2 separate regions of the Homo sapiens genome follow, and region 1 is linked to region 2. Evidence: read pairs that join two places in POLR2A ChIA-PET (ENCODE). Cell type or tissue: GM12878. All regions are shown on one strand. Each heading gives the region's core, and the rest is flanking DNA. Links, peaks and the distances in the headings are about the cores only. Region 1 overlaps KLF7 (KLF transcription factor 7). Region 2 has its middle 17 kb from the start of MIR1302-4.

The links. ChIA-PET counts read pairs that join two places held together with the same protein. Peaks named below come from ENCODE experiments on the same cell type or tissue, not always from the same donor. Only the 100,000 strongest peaks of a DNase experiment are listed, where the experiment ranks them.
Region 1: POLR2A ChIA-PET joins it to region 2 with 5 read pairs; 7 of 35 experiments call an interaction of 5 or more read pairs at or near these places.

The regions. Positions count from the first base shown.
Region 1 is chr2:207,154,523-207,159,903 of GRCh38, reverse strand. All of the region lies in intron 1 of KLF7 (KLF transcription factor 7), which reads left to right. Among named protein-coding and RNA genes, the nearest start is that of KLF7, 8.7 kb to the left of the region's middle. RefSeq lists a silencer at 2,755-2,934. In GM12878, for the core only: no CTCF peak of the experiment used is centred there; no DNase peak of the experiment used is centred there.
Region 2 is chr2:207,283,898-207,289,278 of GRCh38, reverse strand. No RefSeq gene overlaps it. Among named protein-coding and RNA genes, the nearest start is that of MIR1302-4, 17 kb to the right of the region's middle. RefSeq lists a silencer at 3,767-3,826. In GM12878, for the core only: no CTCF peak of the experiment used is centred there; DNase peaks (open chromatin) are centred at 448 and 2,958; H3K27ac peaks cover 1,122 bases.

The DNA.
Region 1 (5,381 bases), core at 279-5,278, 130 kb after region 2:
ACATCCCTTTAGTTTTCCTTCTCGGGGTATTTGGTGTGACCCTAAGAACTTGGTCCCGTTTAAACGACTCATGTCCATCCCCCCTCCATTCGAGCAGTACCACATGCTTGATATATAAATGTTACAGCTGAGCGTTTGCAGTAGCCTTGAGATCTGAGTCTAGTATCAGCCCAAATGAGGTGCGAGTGACTTCTGATTTCAGGGGGATACCATTCTTCATTGAGCTGGTAGATGGACCTAGTCACACTTTGTGGGATTTTTGTTGTTTATATTCAAGTATAGAAAATATTCCACAGTAAATACTTCATTCCTTAAGCCCTTTTTATGTGCATAATACTGTATTTGGGCAATGCAAAATTGAATTGGATATAGAATCTGCCCTCTAGGAGCTTGACTGTAGTAAGGCAGAGAAAGCATGTTCAAAATTAAGTTAAACAGAATAGAGCATGAGTGCCAGAAAGAAGGAAAGAAAGAAAGAAACATTCAGTTCTGTGTTGGAACACTGACCTGTGCCTATCTGTATTACCCACATAGTTCCAACCTTGTTTATAAAACATACTTGAGATTTACTAAGTTCTGTTGTGAAAAAGCTTTCAGCCAATGTCATGTTGTGGGCTGGATACTTTTAGGGCAGATGAGTATACAATGTGAATACACATATCCATAATGGCCAGGAAACAGTGCCCATGTCTGTGCCATTCGGAAATGATTAGAGGTAATTAAAATAACGTAGAGCCATATGCGATATCTATTTTTGAATGTGGGTGTATTGACATTTCCTGAGGGTCATTTTGAAAGTCAGGTTCTCAGCCTTGTACCAAAGCGAGGAACATAGAATCTCAGAATTTCAAATCTTGAAAGGGTCTTGGTTTCCTCAACTCTAAAATACTGGGTTGAACTAAGTGATTGTTAAAGCCAGATGAGGCATTGCACTCTCCAAGGTCACACAGCTTATTAACACTGATGGTTTCAGGGCCCAGGACTCTCAGATGCCCAGACCAGTTTACTTGCTTTCTGTCACCTGAATATACCTTGACTCACTTCTGATTCTTTTCTCTTTCTTTTTTGCCTTCAAAGGAGGCAAGAAAATTCCCTTTTTACTTTTAAGACTACTGGTTCATGGAATTTTGGGATTGGCTAGGTTCTAGAACAAGTTATCGAATATTTTGGAGAAGGCTTACTTGTGTAATTTGATTCTTTTTCCACTTTTAATGTGTGCTAAATTGGAAAATATACACTGTACCGAAAAAATAGCCCCAGATTATAACTCGAGTCTTATAAAAATTATTGTCATTTAAATAATAACAAATGGAGTGGGAGTATGAAGGGTGTGCAGTGGGGCATATGTGGTAGGGGGTTGGATGGAATATAGAACTAGATGGAAGTAGAAAGCAACAAACGTGAAATTGCTTTGTTTCTGGCACCTCACCAACAAAGAGAGTGCCCGAAACTTTACCAGCAACCCATGTACCAGTTGATGAAAATCTTTTTAAATGTTTTTAAATTCTTGAGAGGGTTGTAATAAGCAGTAGTGAAGAAACTCAACCTCTGAGAGGTTTTTCAAAAAGTCTTTTGAGGTCTGATGGATGAAGTAGGCCTAATTTTTACCATTGTCCCTAATGAGGAAAGGAAAATGGAAGGCTCACTTGACTTTTTTGCCCCAGTTTTTCCCCAGTTACTTTTTGCCCTTCCCTACCTCCTTGAATTGGTAGTTATGATGGTGAAAGTTCTCTCCCAGAATGTGTCTCACAGATCTCTTTCACCTCTAACATCTTAGAGGTTAAAATCTCCTTCCCAGTTCAGGGCTTCTTCATCTCCTCACAGCTATACTCTACATCTCCACCTCCAGATATTTCCCTGGGTTTCAGGCCCTCATTTTTTTCTAACCAGAAATAAGCAACAAGCAAGATGGGCTTTGGGGTTGTTCTACCATCACTTCAGCTGAATATGTCCTAAACCCCTAACTCATCAACTTCTTCCACGGACTGCTTCCTTTTTCCTGGCTTCCCTATTTCTTTTAATAATGTGATTATTCGTCTCATGATCTAGGTTTGACATTCTAGTCATTGTAACTCCTTTCTTTTTCTTGAATCTAATAAAAAATTAGGTGAAAAGATCTAATTAGCGGAAGTCTAAAATTAGTTGAAAAATCCCACTGACTTGGCTTCTGAGGTGCTTTAGCATCAGCCTGTCATGGATGGCACCCTTGGCCATTGCCTTGCCACAATCCCTGTCACCTCCCTGGACTTGCCTTTTTGCCACCATCACCCCAGGTGGCCTGCTTTCAAACTGTTCATGGCTCCCTCTTATACATAGCATGAGGCCAAACTTCCAAGAGTCAGGGTGTTCCAAGACTGGGTCTACACAATATTTGCAAGTTCCCCCCTTTTCACATGTAGTAAATGCCATCCAAATTAAGTGACTATGCTTTTCCTGCTTCTGTCTTTATTTTTGTTGTTTCCTTTAGCCTTTTTCCTCTTCCTCCCTCTCCCCTTCCTGATTTTCTTTGTCCAAGTTCCACCCATTCCTTAACTTTCAAATGGGTGCCAAACTCCCTCCCTTGCTACCAGCCAACTGTAACTGCTATGATTTCCATACTCTTGTGCAGAGCTTTTTACTTCCCCGTGATGCTTTACAGTTTTGAGTTATAATAAAGCTTTTCTTTTTTTTTTTTTTTTTTTTTTACTTTTCTGTTGTGTCATTTTTCTTGTTAAGTTTATGCTTTAAGGAGTTGATGCCTTGCGTATAGTTTTGGTAGTCAACTTTTAATGTATCACCTGCTTCTTAGAAAGCTTTGCACACTGTGGGCACTCGATAGTTATTTGAGGAGCATGTTATGACTATGACTTAAGATTTGACTATGCCTTTTTCAGTGGTTCTCAATCGTGGCTGCACCCCAGACCAATAAAATCAGTATCTCTTTGGGAAGGACCCGGGCATCAGTGTTTGTAAAGCTTTCAGGCAATTCCAGTATGCAGCCAAGGCATTGAGCCATTGGTGTATAGAGGGTTTAATGATATGTCAGAGTTGGGGTTACCTGCTTCTTATATTGAAATATTTAATGACTTGTGTAATTTGGAATCCACACGGACCAGAGGTTTATAGTAAAACAGGATCATGCTGGTGGATGTGCTTCATCTGGCACTTTTGTTAATAGCAGCTGCCCAAGTGTTGTTTCATCCTTCTTGCTTTGCTTTCCCTCACCCTAAAGTGTCTAAGGCAGTCTGTTTGGCTCACATTTCCTGTGACCCATCAGGAATTTGCTTAACCTGGTCAAATTCCATATTTGGAAACTTTGTGGTGTTGGGCTTTAAACTCCAGCCTTGCTGGGTTTCAAACAATTCATTCTCAGTAGGCCCTTGGCCATGATTTTCCACTCACCTCAGCCTGCTCCATGGTTTGAAAGGGCTGGATGCATGCATGTACATCTGTTGGATGATGCTGGAGAGGCATTAGGTAGCAGCTCTCCATTTTCTTACTGACCAACCACAGTGTTTGGAAGTAGACTCTGTTTATAAAGAATTTCAGAGGATCCATCTTTCTAGTAAGAGGAGCAAAAATAAACTGTGGAAGAATTGCTGCTGAGGACATTCCGGCAAGGAGGCTGCCTTCACACCCATAGAAGGCTTAGCTCCTGTGGTAATGACTGTGGGCGTGTGGTGATCTTCACAAAGAAGCCTTAGAAACGCCTCTTTTTCAAACTGTGATGTTTGCAAAATTGTATGTCCTGTAGCTACATCCTTTCATCTGTAAACTGTCTTTGATGGGGGTATGGTTGGCAAGAGAGAACATCAGGAGAGGAGCTCAGAGCTCAGGGTTGAAGGATGCCTTTTGGAAAGCTCAACCCAGCTGTGAAAACGGCAATTAGCCGTGGAGCAATTGCCCTGCAAGGGAGTGCCCACCTGCTCTTGACGCCGTTCTCACATTCACCTTCCAGAGCCGAGTTAGCAGGAATTCAATGGAGTGGTCATAACATTGGTGCTTATTTTTGGAGAGGCGGCAAATTTGCTCAGCATACAAAGGAGTGGAAATAGATTCTTTCCACCCCAACACCCCCTGCCTTTTGAGCTTTTAGCCTTTGTTCATATGGGCACTACAGACCATGTTAGTGAAGTGCAGCTTCTGACTATGGTGTTGAAGGATGTCTTCTGTGAGGCCCTATGCAGAACTGATTCCCCTGAGAGTGATGAGATGCTGCTTAAGGTCAGACCTGAGTCGACTTCATTTCTTCCAAGATTGTTCAGCCCTAATTTGTACATTCTCCTCCCCTTCTCAAGGTTCTTGCTTTTCTTTAATACGGATCAAGAGATGATTTCCTCTGTGATGGGTCTTTTTATGTTTGCATATGAGAATGTAACAAACATCTGTGTTGAGCCTTTGTTCTGAAGGGCTCAGGGTGTTTTGCTCCTGGTCTTTTGTCATTGGCACATTCTTTCTTTAACTAGGGAGCAGACAGATATTACAGAATTTCCCATTCAGGGGTGAGAAAATGGGGCACAGGAAGCTTAAGCAAGTTGTCTTACTGTGGCTGCAAAGCAAATGAGTTGCAAAAAACCATTGGTGGAATAAATTTTCTCTTCCCTCTTTCCACTTGGCTAATCTTCCTGTCATAAAAATAACCATCATAGTACTGTCTCATATGTATCAGACACTTCCTAAAGATGATCTCATTTGAGCACCTGTATCCATCATTTCAATGAATGCTCACAACAGCTCTATGAAATGCGTATTCTATTTATCCCCATTTTACAGATGGAAAAGCTGAGATTTGAGGTATTGAATGGCTTGCTTAAAATCATACAACTTGGAAGTATTTGAGCTGGGATCCAAGCCTCAGCAGGGCCCAGCACTCTTAATTGTTACATCTATACTGACTGCTCTTTAGGTAGGGGACATTAGGGCAGAAGCCAAAGGTCGTGACCTGGCAGTCAGTGGCCCAGTATGGATTCCAGTAGTTCATTGGTCTGTCTTCTTTCTGGGCTTTGGTTTTCTTATCTGTAAAAGGACTGGACTGTGCGAGGCACTTTTAAGGTCACAGTGTTTCATAGTAGACAAATTACATGAAGGATTTGAAATCAAGCAGAGGTGGAACCTTGAGAAAGTCACTTAACATCTCTGAGTCTTGTTTGTCATTTGTGGAGTTCTTAATTCCTGATAAGAATCAGCTCTCTGACCTAGTGTCTGGCACATAACATCCACTCAACAAATGCTCTTTCCTTCCCCATTTTCCTCTCAATAATAATACACAGAGGCACAATGCTCTTTCTCTCAGTGGTGTCTTTCGTGTCTTGAAGATCCCAGTGAGCCTGGAATGCCCAAGAGACAATAAATGATGGAAGGCAGGGGAAAGCGGAATGCTGGGCATTGGATATGGTATACCT
Region 2 (5,381 bases), core at 81-5,080:
GTATTTATTTTGGTGTTTCCCTAATCTCACTTGGAGCATTGAGCTTTGTTTCCCCATTTGTGAGCTTCCCTGTATGGTTTACCGAGAAGGTTCTGGGCTTCAAGCAGAGCAATGCTCTGGGTGAGGAAGGCGGAGCCCCGTATTGCCCAAATGGAATCATGCATTAGCTTTGGTGTATTTCTTGAAGAAAGTTCAAACCAAATGAAAGCCTCCCTTCCTTAATTTTGGCAGGAGAACTGTAATATTACTTTTACAATATCCTCTCAAATCTGGGTGATGCTCGGAGGAAGTTTATAGAATTCACTCTTTCCCCACTAGGTTATTTTGCCAAAAGCTAACATAGTCTCTTCCAGGGAGTGAGGCTGTCTACACTTCTGGCAAATAGTTCATCTAATTAGAACCATGGGAAACCCCTCCGGGGAATCCCTGGCTGTGTGTGACTAGGCTATGGCTGATCTGAATAAACACACACTAGGGGATATTTGTCTTGCAGAGGCCACAGGCTTCCCCCCTGTGCTGCCTCATTTTTTTATTTTTTATTTTTGGAATGAGAAGTTTTTGTTTACTGCAATGGTCTGAGAAGATGAGGGTTTTTCTTACGATCTCGAGTCCCTATTCCTTTGACTGTCTGAAAACTTCTGGGAGCTCTGCTCCCTTGCATAGGGCATGGGGAGAGTTCAAACCCTGCATAGCACTTTAGGCTAACCATGCTTTGGGGGGGAGCTCACTATCTTAGTGATCTTTTTAAATTTTTATTTTATTTTCTTTTTTAGAGTAGCACGATCATAGTCAACTGCAGCCTCAAACTCCTGGGCTCAAGCAGTCCTCCCATCTCAGCCTCCTGAGTAGCTGGAATTCCAGACATGAGCCACTGCTGCTAGCTTATTTTTATTTTTTAAGTAGCTTCTTATTGAAGTATAGTTAACATATAGAAAGTGCATGTATCATAAGTGTATAACTAGATGAATTTTCCAAAAGTGAGACTAGACTGTGTAAGCAGTCTAAACATGAAGAAATAGAAGACATCAGGACCCCAGAAGACCCCTCGGGCCACCTCCTGTTCACTACTTCTCCCTTCAAAAGGTGACAACTATCCCGAATTCCAACATCACAGATTAATGAAAATGTTTAGAAATGAAACTATACATCATGTTTCTCGCATGTCTGGCTTCTTTTGCTCAACATTATGGTTTTGACATTCATCCATGTTGCAAGGATGGTAATAGTTCATGCCCTGTCGTTTCGCTTGGTATTCCATTGTATGTAGGTAGCACAACTTCTTTATCAATTTCACTGCGGATGGACATTTGGGTGGTTTTTTTTTCTTTGGATTTTAGCTCTCTTTTGATATGTCTCTGCCCTGTGTACACACAGTGTACACAAGCTGTCACATAAATGGGTGCCTAGGTGTGATCTTATTCTCTGCAGAGATATAGCTGCCAGAGATGATCAATTTTGGGGCTCAGGCCTGATTTCAAATATACTTATTGTTCCATGAGTGTACTTCAGCTTATCAAATGAGTTATGCCAAGTTTCAGTTTGGAGAAAATGGTTTCTGCAGATATAAGACATGTAAATATGTTTCTTACAAAAACCCGTTCTTCATATAGAACTATGTTGATTCCTTGTGACTTTCAGCTATGCATTAAGTATGTATGTTTAGAAAAAACTTAAATTACATATAAAACCAATCCAGGTTATTCATATACAATTTGAGTATGGCTTACTTTTACATGGATAACATAGGGAATGTTTTTACCCAAATTATACTTCTTACCCACTTTAGTTGGAACCACCTTGCTAAAGTATACTCTCTTTATTATACATTATTTTATAAGACTAACCATTTATTCAAAAAATAAAAGCAAAATGTTTTTGGAACAGGCATGGCTAGATATAACGTATGTGACTTGTGTTGTATGTTTATCTACCATGGGATTTTTACCTTTCATATTTTTAGCCATTAGAGGTGAAAAAATGGTTTGTCTTTCTTCTTGGTATATCTATAAACCAACATATTAAAGTCGTTTTTACTAGATTAATAACTAACTTTCTCTGACCTGGTTCAACTTCTAAAAAGTCCTCAGTTATATTATCCAGAACTCCATAAGCAACTGTGATAAATTACCCTATATGCCAATGGGAGATGAATATAACTCTTTCTAGGATAAAATGGGGCAGGCAACAAAATTACTAAGAATGCTCTCCCCTCAAACAGTACAAGTACTTTTTAATGCATTCAAAACATGTGAACAAATATTTGGAACATACTTCTGTGTATTTTTTTTAGTACAAACATTGTTTACAATAGTCACCAATGAACTACTAATGCAGTAATTAATTTACTATGCAGCTCTAGTTGGGAACATGGCTTGAAATTGTAAAAATGTCTTGTAAAGAATGATTTAATTTAACGATTTAACATCGAGTATTATCCCCTTTAAACTCAAATTTATGGAAAACCCTTCTGTGCTGTCACCACGTGCCTCACATAATAATTTAGTGAGGAGAGGAGCCACATCAGGGGAGACAAATGCTTTCACTCCAGCATGGGAAGGTAAAGGGAACCCATCTTGCTTTGTTGCTGGTCTCCCCTGATTTTCTTCAAGTAGCCCTTTTAAGGGGTTACTTGGGGGTTAGAGACTGTCACCAACCTGTCCCCCCACTACACCTAGTAGAAACAGAGAATGTGATGGGAGAAATGCAGGCACATGTGGCATTTACCTTCCTTCCCAGGGATAGGGCCCAGACAGCATCGAGGGTAAAGGTTACTTTTGAGTGTGTGTTTTTATTGGTGTCCATGACCAGCTCTTGTGCTAAATATTCAGGCAGAAAAATCCCGATGACTTCCATTTTCTTGGACTAGCTAAATAACTGGCCACATGTAGCCTGAGTTCCCTCCACTGCTGATCATGACCTTGGATAAGTCACGTAGCTGATCTAAATCTGGAAAGGGGGATGACCACATCTCCCTCATTGCCTTGTGAAGCTCAAACAAAAATAATAGCATTGGAAAGCTCTTTATGAGTAAAGCACTCTCATATTTACTATGGTTGAGGGAAAAATAGATTTTTTTCCCCCCAGTCTGAATTGTGCCAACCCTTCTGGCTCACTCACTGCAGGTCCTGCATTCAGTTTGTGGAGTGTGGATTTTGCCTGTTTGTATTCTGATATTCTGCCTGTTTTGGAATGGAAGCTTTCTTTTGTGCAATGATTGTGGTTTTCTGTGAATTATACAGAGTTCTGATCCAAGCATAGTAGAAAAGCTTCATGTGTTTTAAAAAATAAACAATAACAAAAAATTACTATTTTAATGAGCCAACACATGGTCTTTATGTGCCAACCATGGACTGAGCTTTGTAAGATTTCTTTTTTTTTCCTTAGAATCAACAGCAACATAAGAGATATACTTAATGATTTTGCTTCTATAAACTGTAACAGGAAATTCTCCTGGCCTCCAGCCAAAGGATGTACATAGTTAGGTGCAAATTAAGATTAAAATGGTTAGTCTGTGTCTGATCCCATTCCGGTTCTTCCCCCTGGCTGCAAATAGACACAAGGAGAAGGAGTTGTCCCAGTGTTTTTTTCCCCAGGGTCTCCATGTGATCTGTGTGATTCCAGCTGATTCTCGCTGGATGACTTGCCCAGCAATGCAGCAATGCTTAGAGATTTCTCACCGGGCCAGAAGAATCTACATGCACCTGGAAGCACATGCTTTCAGCTTGGGCATAACTGATTGGCTCCAGAATGTGTCTGTGGTTTGCTGGTCACCCTTGAGTCCCAGCAAGAGCAGGGTGCCTCATACATCATAAAAGGCTACATGGTGCGTCTTCCAGGAGGGTGGGCAAACTGCTTAACTACTCAATTTGCTCATTTTTAAAATGGGGTTATAATATTACCCATCTTGGTGGGTTGTTTGGAGCATTCAGTGAGATAATGCTTACAAAGCAATTAGTGCAGGGCCTGGCTAAGGTTAGCTTTTAAAATTGTTGTGTGTCTCCCATCTCCACCTGTGAAGGAGGCTGTACCTCAGTTTCAATGCCTGGTCAAGTAGTACAAGGCTCTTTCCCAAAGCTGCAGAGGCTGGATCCCATTGGGGAGCTACAATAGAGAGACAAGCACCCCACAAAGATTGCAGGATTCCTGCCCTTCTCTTATTTCTGCTCTTCCAGCCTTATCTCTCATCTCCATTAGCAAATTTACTTTCTAAAGCCAGTAGCCCTACCCTTTAAAGGGATTACTTGGTGAATAGTTTAAGAACAAACAATGACAAGTATAATCATTATAGCAATAACTCTTGGTTGGCCTGGATTGGTTTCTTCCTTGCACACATGACAAGGGAGACAGAGTGAAAGAGAAAGGGCAAATTTTTGCATTAGCTTTCCCTGTGAGGGGAGTTAGGGACCCTTTCCCAGTTGAAAAGAGCAATGCTGCTTGGTCCTGGGTGAGACACAATGTGACAGTAACATGCCCCCAAATTCATAAACGCTGGAGGGAGTTGACAGCTGGTATTTTTAAAGGAGCTGATTTGGTGGCTAATTTTATTTATCTTGCTTCCTTTGCCAAGCTCAGCTGCTTCTTTGCCCTGTGCCATTAAGTCCCAGGAGGTCCATAGGCAGCAATTTACAAATCTATTCCTTTCCGTGGCGAAGGTTCTTTTTACCGCCATGGGTTTTTCATACAGAAAATAGAAAATCTAGAAGCCATATAACCAGAGTGATCTTTAATGTTTCATCAAAAGCTGTCCTATATGGGTATTTATTTATATTTAGCCCAGAGTGAAAGGTCCCAGGAGGCTGCAGCCTGAGCAGATTTGGTTCAATATCTGCAAAGGAATTTAAATCAGCTTACCAATAAAGAAATCTTCCTACAAGAGGAAAAAAAAAAGTGGAACTTGAGTCTGATTGACCTTGAGACAAAGACAGCCTGGAAACCATTCAGTAGTCAATAACAGAGCCATGCAGCCTGTAGACATATCTTTGTGAGTGTGCTTATGTGTAAATCGGGCCAGAGGTGCAGGTAGGGAAGCAACATCTTCATACAGTCTCCATGGTTGCATTAGACTGAAAAAAAAGGAATTGATATTTCGTTATAAAGCTGAATGTTAAAAATTAGCATTCCTAAAATTTCTGACAATCTGGCTTAAATAAAATAATAACAGATGTATGTGAAAGTGATATTGCTAGAGAGTAACAGTTGTATAATGGATATCCTGCTGTACAACATTTATGAATAATGCATCATTATCTATTATCTTTAAATCTATCCAGGATTAATAGCTTTGCAGATTATTTAGCCTCCAAGATATAAGGGATAAAATCAATACATATATGTTTTGATAATCGATGACAATCAATTCATTAAAAATAAACACCTAGCCA